Linked DNA regions of Homo sapiens: region 1 is linked to region 2. A link is a loop called in an ENCODE intact Hi-C map of the cell type or tissue named here. Cell type or tissue: mammary epithelial cell. All regions are shown on one strand. Links, peaks and the distances in the headings refer to the core of each region. The heading gives the core; the rest is flanking DNA. Region 1 has its middle 18 kb from the start of SLC27A2. Region 2 has its middle 12 kb from the start of AP4E1.

Evidence for each region. Hi-C counts contacts between places; a loop is a spot of excess contacts. Peaks named below come from ENCODE experiments on the same cell type or tissue, not always from the same donor. Only the 100,000 strongest peaks of a DNase experiment are listed, where the experiment ranks them.
Region 1: a loop joins it to region 2, with 16 times the contacts of the local background. A loop is called at or near these places in 3 of 110 quality-filtered maps.

What each region holds. Positions count from the first base shown.
Region 1 is chr15:50,161,101-50,166,482 of GRCh38, forward strand. It overlaps a transcript of ATP8B4 not described here. Among named protein-coding and RNA genes, the nearest start is that of SLC27A2, 18 kb to the right of the region's middle. In mammary epithelial cell, for the core only: no CTCF peak of the experiment used is centred there; DNase peaks (open chromatin) are centred at 2,091 and 3,121; H3K27ac peaks cover 178 bases.
Region 2 is chr15:50,894,111-50,899,492 of GRCh38, forward strand. No RefSeq gene overlaps it. Among named protein-coding and RNA genes, the nearest start is that of AP4E1, 12 kb to the right of the region's middle. In mammary epithelial cell, for the core only: no CTCF peak of the experiment used is centred there; no DNase peak of the experiment used is centred there.

The DNA of each region.
Region 1 (5,382 bases), core at 74-5,073, 730 kb before region 2:
TGATCCCTTTATCTTTATATAGTGACCTTCTTTGTCTCTTCCAGTTTTTGTCCTGAAATCTATTTTGTCCAATATAAGTATAGTTACTCCTCCTCTTTTTGGTTTCCATTGGCATGGAGTATCTTTTTCTATCCCTTTATTTTCTATGTATTGTGTCTTTATAAGTGAAGTGTGTTTCTTGTAAGCAATAGATCATTGGGTCTTGCTTTTTTATCCATTCAGCCACTGTATGTCTTTTCATTGGAGAGTTTAGTCCATTTATATTCAATGTTATTATTAATAGGTAAGGATTTACTTCTTCCATTTTGTTGTTTTCTGGTTGTTTTGTGATCTTCTCTTCTTCCTTCCTTCTTGTCTTCCTTTTAGTGAAGGTGATTTTCTCTAACTGTATATTTTATCTCTTACTTTTTATTTTTATGTATCTGTTGTAAGTTTTTTTATTTGAAGTTACCATGAGGCTTGTAAATAATATGTCATAAGCCATTAGTTTAAACTGCTAACAACACAGATTGCATAAACAAACAAGCAAAGAGAAAATTAATAAAAACTCTCCACTTTAACTATATCCCCCACTTTTTACCTTTTTGTTTTTTCTATTTATATCTTATTGTGCTATGTTTTGAAATCTTCTTGTAGTTACTATCTTTGATAGGTTCATCTTTCAGTATTTTTATGCAAGATATGAGTTTTCACACCACAATTATAGTGTTGTAATATTCTGTGTTTTTCTCTGTACCTACTATTATCAGTGAGTTTTGTACCGTCAGATGATTTCTTAATCATTTTTTAATCTCATTAATGTTCTTTTCTTTCAGATTGAAGAACTCCTTTTAGCATTTCTTGGAGGACAGGTCTTGGGTTGATGAAGTCTCTCAGCATTAGTTTGTCTTGAAGTCTTTCTTTTTTATGCTTGAAGGATATTTTCACTGGATATACTATTCTAGGATAAAAATTTTTTTTACCTTCAGCACTTTAAATATGTCATGCCACTTTCTCCTGGCCTATAAAGTTTCCACTGAAAAGTCTGCTACCAGATGTATTGGAGCTTTCTTGTATGTTACTTTTCTTGTATGCTTCTTTTCTCTTGCTGCTTTTAGGATCCTTTCTTTATCCTTGACCTTTGAAGTCTGATTATTACATGCCTTGAGGTAGTCTTCTCTGAGTTAAATCTGCTTGGTGTTCTATAACCTTCTTATACTTTATTAATATCTTTATTTATATATATACTTTATTAATATCTACTTATACTTTATTAATATATTTCCCCAAATACGGAAATTTTTCTGTTATTTCTCCCTTGAATAAACATTCCAGTACAATCTCTCTATCTCCTCTTTGAGACCAATGACTCTTAGATTTGCCCTTTTGAGGCTATTTTCTATATCTTATAGGCAAGTTTTATTCTTTTTTGTTTTTTTCTTTTTTAGATGGAGTCTCGCTCTGTCGCCCAGGCTGGAGTGCAGTGGCGCGATCTCAGCTCACTGCAAGCTCCGCCTCCCAGGTTCACGCCATTCTCCTGCCTCAGCCTCCCAAGTAGCTGGGACTACAGGCGCCCGCCACCACGCCCGGCTAATTTTTTGTATTTTTAGTAGAGGCGGGGTTTCACTGTGTTAGCCAGGATGGTCTCGATCTCCTGACCTCATGATCCACCCGCCTCTGCTTCCCAAAGTGCTGGAATTACAGGCGTGAGCCACCGCGCCCGGCCTCTTTTTTGTTTTTTTTCTTGTTTCCTCTGTGTATTTTCAAATTGCCTGCCTTCAAGCTAACTAATTCTTTATTCTGCTTGATCAAGTCTGCTGTTAAGAGACTCTGATGTATTCTTCAGTATGTCAATTGCATTTTTCAGATTCAAAATTTCTGCTTCTTTTTAATCATTTCAATCTCTTTGTTAAAATTTATCTGATAGGATTCTGAATTCCTTCCCTGTGTTATCTTGAATTCCATTAAGGTTTCTCAAAACAGTTATTTTGTCTTTTCTGTCTGAAAGGTCACATATCTCCATCTCTCCAGGGTCGGTCACTAGTGCCTTATTAAGTTCATTTGATGTGGTCATTTTTCTGGATGTTTCAGATGCTTGTGGAGTTTGTCAGTGACTAGGCATTGAAGAGTTAGGTATTTATTGTAGTCTTCATGGCCTGGATTTGTTTGTACCTGTCCTTCTTGGGAAGGCTTTCCAAGTATTCCAAGGCACTTGGGTATTGTGATCTAAGTCTTTGGTAACTGCAGCTATATCTGCATTGGGGGCACCCCAAGCCCAGTAACGTTGTGACTCTTGCAGACTCATACAGATACTGCCTTGGTGGTCTTGGTAAGATTTAGGAGATCCCCTAGATTACCAGGCAGATACACTTGTTCTATTTCTTTACTTTTCCCCAAACAAATGGAGTTTGTCTCACTCAGCTGAGTTGCCTGTAGCTGAGTGAAAGGTGACACAAGCACCCCAGTGGCCACCACCACAGAGACTGAACTGGGTTGGTCCCAAAGCCAGCACAGCACTGGGTGTCACCCAAGGCCTATGGTGACAACTGCCTGGCTATTGCTTATGTTTACTGAAGGCTGAAGGGCTCTACAATCAGCAGATGGTGAATCCAGCCTTGCTTGTATCTTTCCTTTCAGGGCTACAAGATCCCCCTAGCCCTCAGTGGGTCAAGATGCTGTTCAGGAACCAGGACCTAAAGTCAGGAACCTTAGAAATCTACTTGGTACTCTATTCTACCATGGTTGAGCTGGCACCCAAGCTGCAAGACAAAGTCCTTCCCCTTCTTCCTTCCCCTTTTCTTAAGCAGAAGAGTCTCTCCCCATGGCCACCACTGTCTCAGGCTCATGGAAAGTACTGCCTGGCTACTTCCAGTGTTCTCTCAAGGTCCAAGGGCTCCTCAGTCAGCTTGTGGTGAATGCTGCCAGGCCTGAGTCTCTCTTCTGGGCAGTGGGCTCCCCTGTGGCCCAGGGCAGGTCCAAGAATGTTGTTCAGGAGCCAATGCCTGGAGTCAGGGACCCCAGGAGCCTGCTTGGCGCTCTATCCCCACTGTGGCTGAGCTGGTACTCAAGCTACAAGACAAAGCTCCCTTTACTCATCACATTTTTTCCCTCAAACAGAATGAGTCTCTCTCTGTAGCCACCACAGGGGAATGTGTTGGGTTACACCTGAAGCCAACATATTTCTGAGTCTCACCCAAGGCCCACAGCAAATACCGTCTGGCTACCACTGCTGTTTATTCAGGGACCTAGGGCTCTTTAGTCTCAGGTGATGAATCCTGCCAAGATGAGATTTTTCCCTTCAAGGTATCAATTCTCTTCTGGCCCAGAGCATGTCTAGAAGTGTCATCTGGGAGCTAGGGCCTAGAATGGGGACCTCAGGTCCCTGCCTGTGTCTTATTTCACTGTGGCTGAGCTGGTAAGATGAAGTCTTCTTTACTCTCCCCTCTTCTCTCCTCAAACAATCTCTCTACTGTACTGCCTGGGGTTGAGGGAGGGATGAAGCAAGTACTCCCTTGGCTGCTCCAGCTGGTGTCTCACCAGGTCATGTGTACCCAAAGTCCACTGGCTCTAAGCCCAGGACAGTACCAGGACTTGTCCAGGAATTGCAGTCCCTGTGGTCTAGATGACCTTTCAAGTTTATTTAGGACTCTACATCACTTTAGCCCATGGTGACGGGCTTCCAGAACTCAGACTCTGACCATTGAGATGGGAGATTCACCTCTGGCTATGGCTGGTCTTAACACTCTCTTCATGGGCAGCAGCTGAATTCTGTCAAATGTTGCTTTCCATTGTGAAAGGACAGTCCTGAGTTCCAATGCAAAGTCCTACAATCACTGTGCTCTCCTCCCAAGCACATAGACTCTTTCTCCATGCCATAAGGCTTCTGCCAGGGTATTTGGGAAGGGTTGTGTAGGCAATTCAAGAGTTTCAAGAGTGTCTTTCCTACCCTCTTCAATACCTCTTTCCTTTTTTTTTCTTTTTTTTTGGGGAGATGGAGTCTCGCTCTGTTACCCATGCTGAAGTCCAGCGGAACGATCTTGGCTTACTGAAACCTCTGTCTCCCAGGTTCAAGCAATTCTCCTGCCTCAGCCTCTCAAGTAGCTGGGATTACAGGTACCCACCACCACAGCCCCCAGCTAATTTTTGTATTTTTAGTAGAGATGGGGTTTTACCCTGTTGGCTAGGCTGGTCTCGAACTCTTGACCTCCAGTGATCTGCCCGCCTCAGCCTCCCAAAGTGCTGGGATTATAGGCATGAGCCACCACGACCAGCCCCTCTTCCGTTAATATGATGTTAAAACACAGTGAGGTACTGTGTTCACTCACCTGGTTTTTTTGTTTTTCTTATGAACATGTTTCTTTTGTGTGGATAGCTGCTCAATTTGGTGTTCCTGGTGGGGGATGGTGGGGGCAATCACTGGAGGCTTCTCTTTGGTCATCTTGCTCTATCTCCTCCCCCTAAATAAAAAAGTTTTTAAAGGATCTAGTTGAAAAAGTCAACAACATGTGTGAGAAGATGAGGAAACATCAACAGAGATGAAATGGTAAAAATAAAAAGGGGGGTCATATGGAAATTCTGGAAGTAAAGAAGCACAATATCATAAATGAAGAATTACTTAGAGTTAGTTATCAAAGCTGAGGTGGAAATCTCAGTCAATTGAATGTAGGTTTAAAATTATCAAAATTGAAACACAGAAAGAAAAAAGCAAATAAAAAATGTTCATGTAAAAACTGTTGAGCAATATCAAATGACTCAACACAAACTGGAGTCAAAGAGAGAGAAGAGAGATAACAGAACAGATAAAAAATTTGAAAAGATAATGACCCCAAATTTTTCCAAAGATATAAAAGATATCAAACCATAGATCTGAAAGCTCAGAGAATCCCAGAGAACACACACACACACACACACACACACACACACACACACCTCATCTAACTGCTGAAAATTAGATAAAGGGAAAATCTTGAAAACAATCAGGAATAAAGAACAAATATAAGAATTACAGCAGTCTGAAACTCTGTAAGTCACAAGACAATAGAGTGATATCTTGAAAGTACCAAAGAATAAAACCTATCATAGAATTCTATACTCAGTGAAAATACTATTCAAAAATGAAAGATAAAGACTTTATCAGAAAACAAAGATGAAAAAATTAATTGCCAGCAGATCTCCAGTACAAGAAATGTTAGGGGAAATTCCTCCAGCAGGAGGAAAATGTCATCAGACAAAAATTTGAATCTCCATAAATTCTTCAAGATATAATCTTGCCACACAAGTAAGCACTAAATTACATCATAATTCATTAGCAATAGAAAGTAGCTATTCATGACTGCTGTATGTAGTCATCAGAGAGAATAATATCTTAACAAAGCAGGAAATAAGCTCCTGTAGAGGGAAACT
Region 2 (5,382 bases), core at 311-5,310:
AGGGCATGTCAGAGGTCTTCACAGCAGGCCCTCCCATCACAGGCCTGGAGGTCTAGGAAGAAAAAATGGTTTAGTGGGCTAGGACCAGGGTCCCTGTGCTGTGTGCAGTCTAGGGACTTGGTGCCCTGAATCCTAGCTGCTCCAGCCATGACTAAAAGGGGCCAAGGTACAGCTCAGGCCATGGCTTCAGTGGGTGCAAGCCCCAAGCATTGGCAGCATCCACGTAGTTTTCAGCCTGCAGATGCACAGAAGTCAAGAATTGAAGTTTGGGAACCTCCGCCTAGATTTCAGAGGATGTATGGAAACACCTGGATGTCCAGGCAGAAGTCTGCTGCATAGCCCCAAGCCTTGGCAGCTTCCACGTGGTTTTGAGCCTGCAGATGCACAGAACTGCATCTGCACAAACTTCAAGAATTGAAGTTTGGGAACCTCTGTCTAGATTTCAGAGGATATATGGAAACACCTGGATGTCCAGGCAGAAGTTTGCTGCAGAGGCAGGGCTCTCATAGAGAACTGCTAGTGCAGTGGAGACGGGAAATGTGGGATTGGAGGCCCCACACAGAGTCCCTACTGGGCCACTGCCTAGTTGAGCTGTGAGAAGAGGGCCACCATCTTCCAGACCCCAGAATGGTAGATCCACCTACAGCTTGTACCGTGCACCTGGAAAATTCACAGACACTCAATGCCAGTCCATGAAGGCAGCTAGGAGGTGGGCTATACTCTGCAAAGCCACAGGGGCAAAGCTGCCCAAGACCATGGGAACCCACCTCTTGCATCAGTGTGACCTGGATACATGGAGTCAAAGAGAGAATGAGTTTGAAGGAAAATGAAGAGACCCGAGAATGGGAGTATTCTGGAAAGCACAAGTAGTTCAGTATTTCTAGAGGCTCAAATAGGAGGGTGGTGGAGGGAGAGGAGAAAGGGGAGGCACCTAAGCTTGTTAATGGCTACCTCTGTGGTTCTGCTGATAAGATTGGATTTTGTTAGGCCGGGCGCAGTGGCTCACGCCTGTAATCCCAGCACTTTGGGAGGCCGAGGCGGGCGGATCACGAGGTCAGGAGATTGAGACCATCCTGGCTAACACGGTGAAACCCTGTCTCTACAAAAAAATACAAAAAATTAGCCGGGTGTGGTGGCAGGCGCCTGTAGTCCCAGCTACTCAGGAGGCTGAGGCAGGAGAACGGCATGAACCTGGGAGGCAGAGCTTGCAGTGAGCTGAGATTGTGCCACTGCACTCCAGCCTAGGCGACAGAGCAAGACTCTATCAAAAAAAAAAAAAAAAAGATTGGATTTTGTTCTGTAAGTGATGGGAGGCCTTTGAAGATTCTTGCTGAAGGGACCCACTAATCAGGTGTCCTACTAGCACCTCTCTCCTCATAATTCTTCCTCTGGTTCTATTTTAATCTCTGGCACTCCTAGCTCCCCACAGGTCCTGTGTCTGAGGCAAATCCATATATCATCTACTGTGACTGAGGAAGTAGTAACTAGAGCCTAATGGGCCTCTGAATTCCTTCTTTCCATCCCTCCTAAAGCAGTTTTAATTTTTCTTATGATTATGAAAGTAATATATTATCATTTCTAAAACTTCAATAAATACAGAAAAATATAAAGAAAAAATACACAGTAACCATAATTCTATTATCTGAGGCAACCATCTTTAAGGTTTGGGTATTCATGCTTCCAGTTATTTTTCGATGCACATTCTCCCTTCTAACAAATGTATAAATGCTTATTAATTGCCAGCCATTGTGCCAGGCACTGCATAAACAGCAGTGAACACCTGATCCCTGCCCTCAAAGAGCATTCAGCCTAGTGAGGGAGAAACACATTAAATAAATAAGGCAAATACTTTTATATTTACAAATTGTGATGTGTGACATTGACATATATTTGTGGCAAAGATGAGCTCAAACCATACATATATTATACTGTTTTATAACCTGTTTTCTTCACTTACATCGATGTATCATGAATATCTTTCCATGGAAATAAATACAGACTCTGTTAGAACTGAGAGTAAGAAGATGAATATGGAAAACATGTTCCTGCCTTCATCTTCATATCCCCAAGTGTCAGCTCTAATAGGGAAGAGAGACATATAAACCGGTAATTTCAACTCAGTTTTAGTAGAGGTTGTAAAAGGTACAAACATAAGGTATGATAGAGGAAATAAGGTCTGAGTTCTGTTTTAAAGGATAAATAGGAATTTTTCAGTTAAACAAAGAGTGAAAGAATATTCCAGGCAGTCAGCAGGTACAAAAACATGAGGAGTTAAACAGCACGGCACACTCAGGGAATTCAGGCAGCTCAATATCACTAAAATAAAAAATTCTGACATAAGACTAGTATGAGGCCAGGTGTGGTGGCTCACACCTGTAATCCCAGCACTTTGAGAGGCCTAGGTGGGCAGATCACCTGAGGTCAGGAGTTTGAGACCAGCCTGGCCAACATAGTGAAACCCTATCTCTACTAAAAATACAAAAATTAGCTGGTGTGGTGGCACACGCCTGTAGTCCCAGCTACTCGGGAAGCTGAGGCAGGAGAACTGCCCGAACCCAAAAGGCAGAGGTTGCAGTGAGCCGAGATCGCGCCACTGCACTCCAGCCTGGGTGGCAGGGCGAGACTCTGTCTTAAAAAAAAAAAAAAAAAGGCCAGGGTGCAATGGCTCATGCCTGTAATCCCAGCACTTTGGGAGTCCAAGATGGGCAGATCACCTGAGGTCAGGAGTTCAAGACCAGCATGGCCAACATGGTGAAACCCCATCTTTACTAAACATACAAAAAATTAGCTGGGCGCGGTGGCCGGTGCCTGTAATCCCAGCTACTTGGGAGGCTGAGGCAGGAGAATCGCTTGAACCCAGCAGGAGGAGGTTGCAGTGAGCTGAGGTTGTGCCATTGCACTCCAGCCTGGGGCAACAAGAGCACAGCTCCATCTCAAAAAAAAAAAAAAAAAAAAAAAGAATAGTATGAGAAGAGGGTAGAGAGGCAGGCAATGGAAGAGTTATAAATATCTACAGATGCCCAGGTAAAGAGCTTCCATTTTTCCCACCAAACTATTTTGAACTAGGAATAGTAAAAGATTTCTGAGTTAGAAATCAGATGGCTGGCTGAAAAGAGGAGAGGACAGTGATGGCGATGACAAATTAGATTGTTATAATGATTCAGGAGAGAGATGAGGTACTAAAGTAAGATGTTTGCAGGGGAAATGAAGCAATGGGGGACGTTATTGGGGGTAAACTAAGGCAACATCGAGAGTGAAAAATCGGAACTATTGATGAGAGTTGTCAAGGTCTTTGCTGGAAAAACCTTGCCAAATGTCAAACCCAAACAGCCTGGGGATAAACAATGCTAAATGCAGTTCAGTAGTTGAGGGGGTTGAAAATAGGATGAGAGCCTAGGAGAGAGTATAGAAGGGGAGAACTGGGGCCATTGGATAAGTGTGTGTGTATCCTAGAACTTTCCTTTCAGGCGATTCCCAGGTGCACTGCTGGAGCAGGGATGATAACTCTTGGGGTAAGTGAGCATGAACAACTGTTGTCTGTTTGCAATACTCTAATCAACAGGTGGGCAGAGATTTTCAGTAAAATGTTATAAAAAGGAATGATTCTCCAGAGATATATTCTAAAAATAAGTGGGCTGAATTCTCTGTGGGCATGGGATGGCATAAATGACTTTCAAAATGAAAGCTATTGTTTCTGCAGAAAATATTGCTGAAGAAATGGATCATGGTGGTTGCTTCTAAGGAGGAAAGTAGGAGGGTGGGGAAAGGAAAAGAGGAATACTTTTCTTAGTGTAAGCTTTTGTACATGTTGAATTTGGAATAAAGTGAATGTAATGTTTATGCAAAATAAATAAAAGTTTTCTAAATGAAAGCTGAGGAAACACATGGAAGAAAAACATGTCTTACCTTTTCCTGTACCTCTATATATTTCCAAGTGAGACAGAAAGAAAGCTTTCTGTCTGTGTATTTCCAATTGAGACAGAAAGAAAATAAAACAAGTGAGACAGGAAAAAAACTTGTGGAGTGGCTGGTGATAGTCTTATGGAGAATATACTAGTTTGCCCCCCTGCTGTCCTTGGACCACTGCACCTTCTTAAAGTGTACGGAGTCACTTTTCTGTCCTTTTTTTTTTTTCTTTTTGAGACGGAGTTTTGCTCTTGTTGCCCAGGCTGGAGGGCAATGGCGTGATCTCGGCTAACCTCAACCTGGGCCTCCAGGGTTCAAGCAATTCTCCTGCCTCAGCCTCCTGAGTAGCTGGGATTATAGGCATGCGCCACCACCCTGGCTAATTTTGTATTTTTAGTAGAGACGGGGTTTCTCCATGTTGGTCAGTTTGGTCTTGAACTCCCGACCTCAGGTGATCTGCCCGCCTCGACCTCCCGAAGTGCTGGGATTACAGGTGTGAGCCACTGCGCCTGGCCCTGTCCTATTTTCTTTCTTTTTTTTTTTTTGAGATGGAGTCTTACTCTGTCACCCAGGCTGGAGTTCAGTGGTGCTATTTGGGCTCACTGCAACCTCCACGTCCCAGGTTCAAGTGATTCTCCTGCCTCAGTCTCCTGAGTAGCTGAGAATTACAGGGGCGCACCTCCACACCTAGCTCATTTTTTGTATTTTTAATAAAGATGGGGTTTCGCCACATTGGCCAGGCTGGTCTCAAACTCCCGACCTCAAGTGATCTGCCTGCCTCGGCCTCCCAAAGTGCTGGGATTACAGGCGTGAGCCACTGCATCTGGCCCCCTATTTTCAGTTCAATGAGAGCCACTTTTCTCCTTGACTGGAAGAAGAAAGAGGAATTTCAGTTCAAGAGGGTTTAACAGGTTCTATCTTTGTGACAGTAAATCATTCCAAGTGAAATTACCTAGGACAGAGGTGGTGATAAGAAAAGGAGGAAGAAGAGTCCATATTTACAGAAAAAGTGGACAGTCTAAAATTATAAGCTTAAAATGGAAAATTCATATCCTCTTTATTTTGGGGCAGGACTAGGAGCCAGAGTCTCAGAACAGGAAGCCACAAGTAACCTCTTTACTATCAACACCATGAAAGTATGGGGGGAATGCTCTGGGTTTGAATTCTAGATGTAGGGCTACAATTTCATTTCCACCCGTATGGTTGTATGACTTGAGATTAGTTGGCTTCCACAATCTAAGTCTTAGCATCCTTTTCTACAAAAGGAGACAATTGGATGTGTGGATGGCCTTCAACTTTTCTTCCAGCTCTCACATTCTGTCATTATAAATCTTAGCAAGTCTTATTGTACGATCAGCTTTTCTCTCCAGGCATTTAACTTCTGGACATTTGACATTTGTTTCCTTGCTCTATTTTCAATTTTTAGCTTTGAGAAGTGGAAGCTAGAGAAGGAATGGTAGGAATTAATGGGAGTCA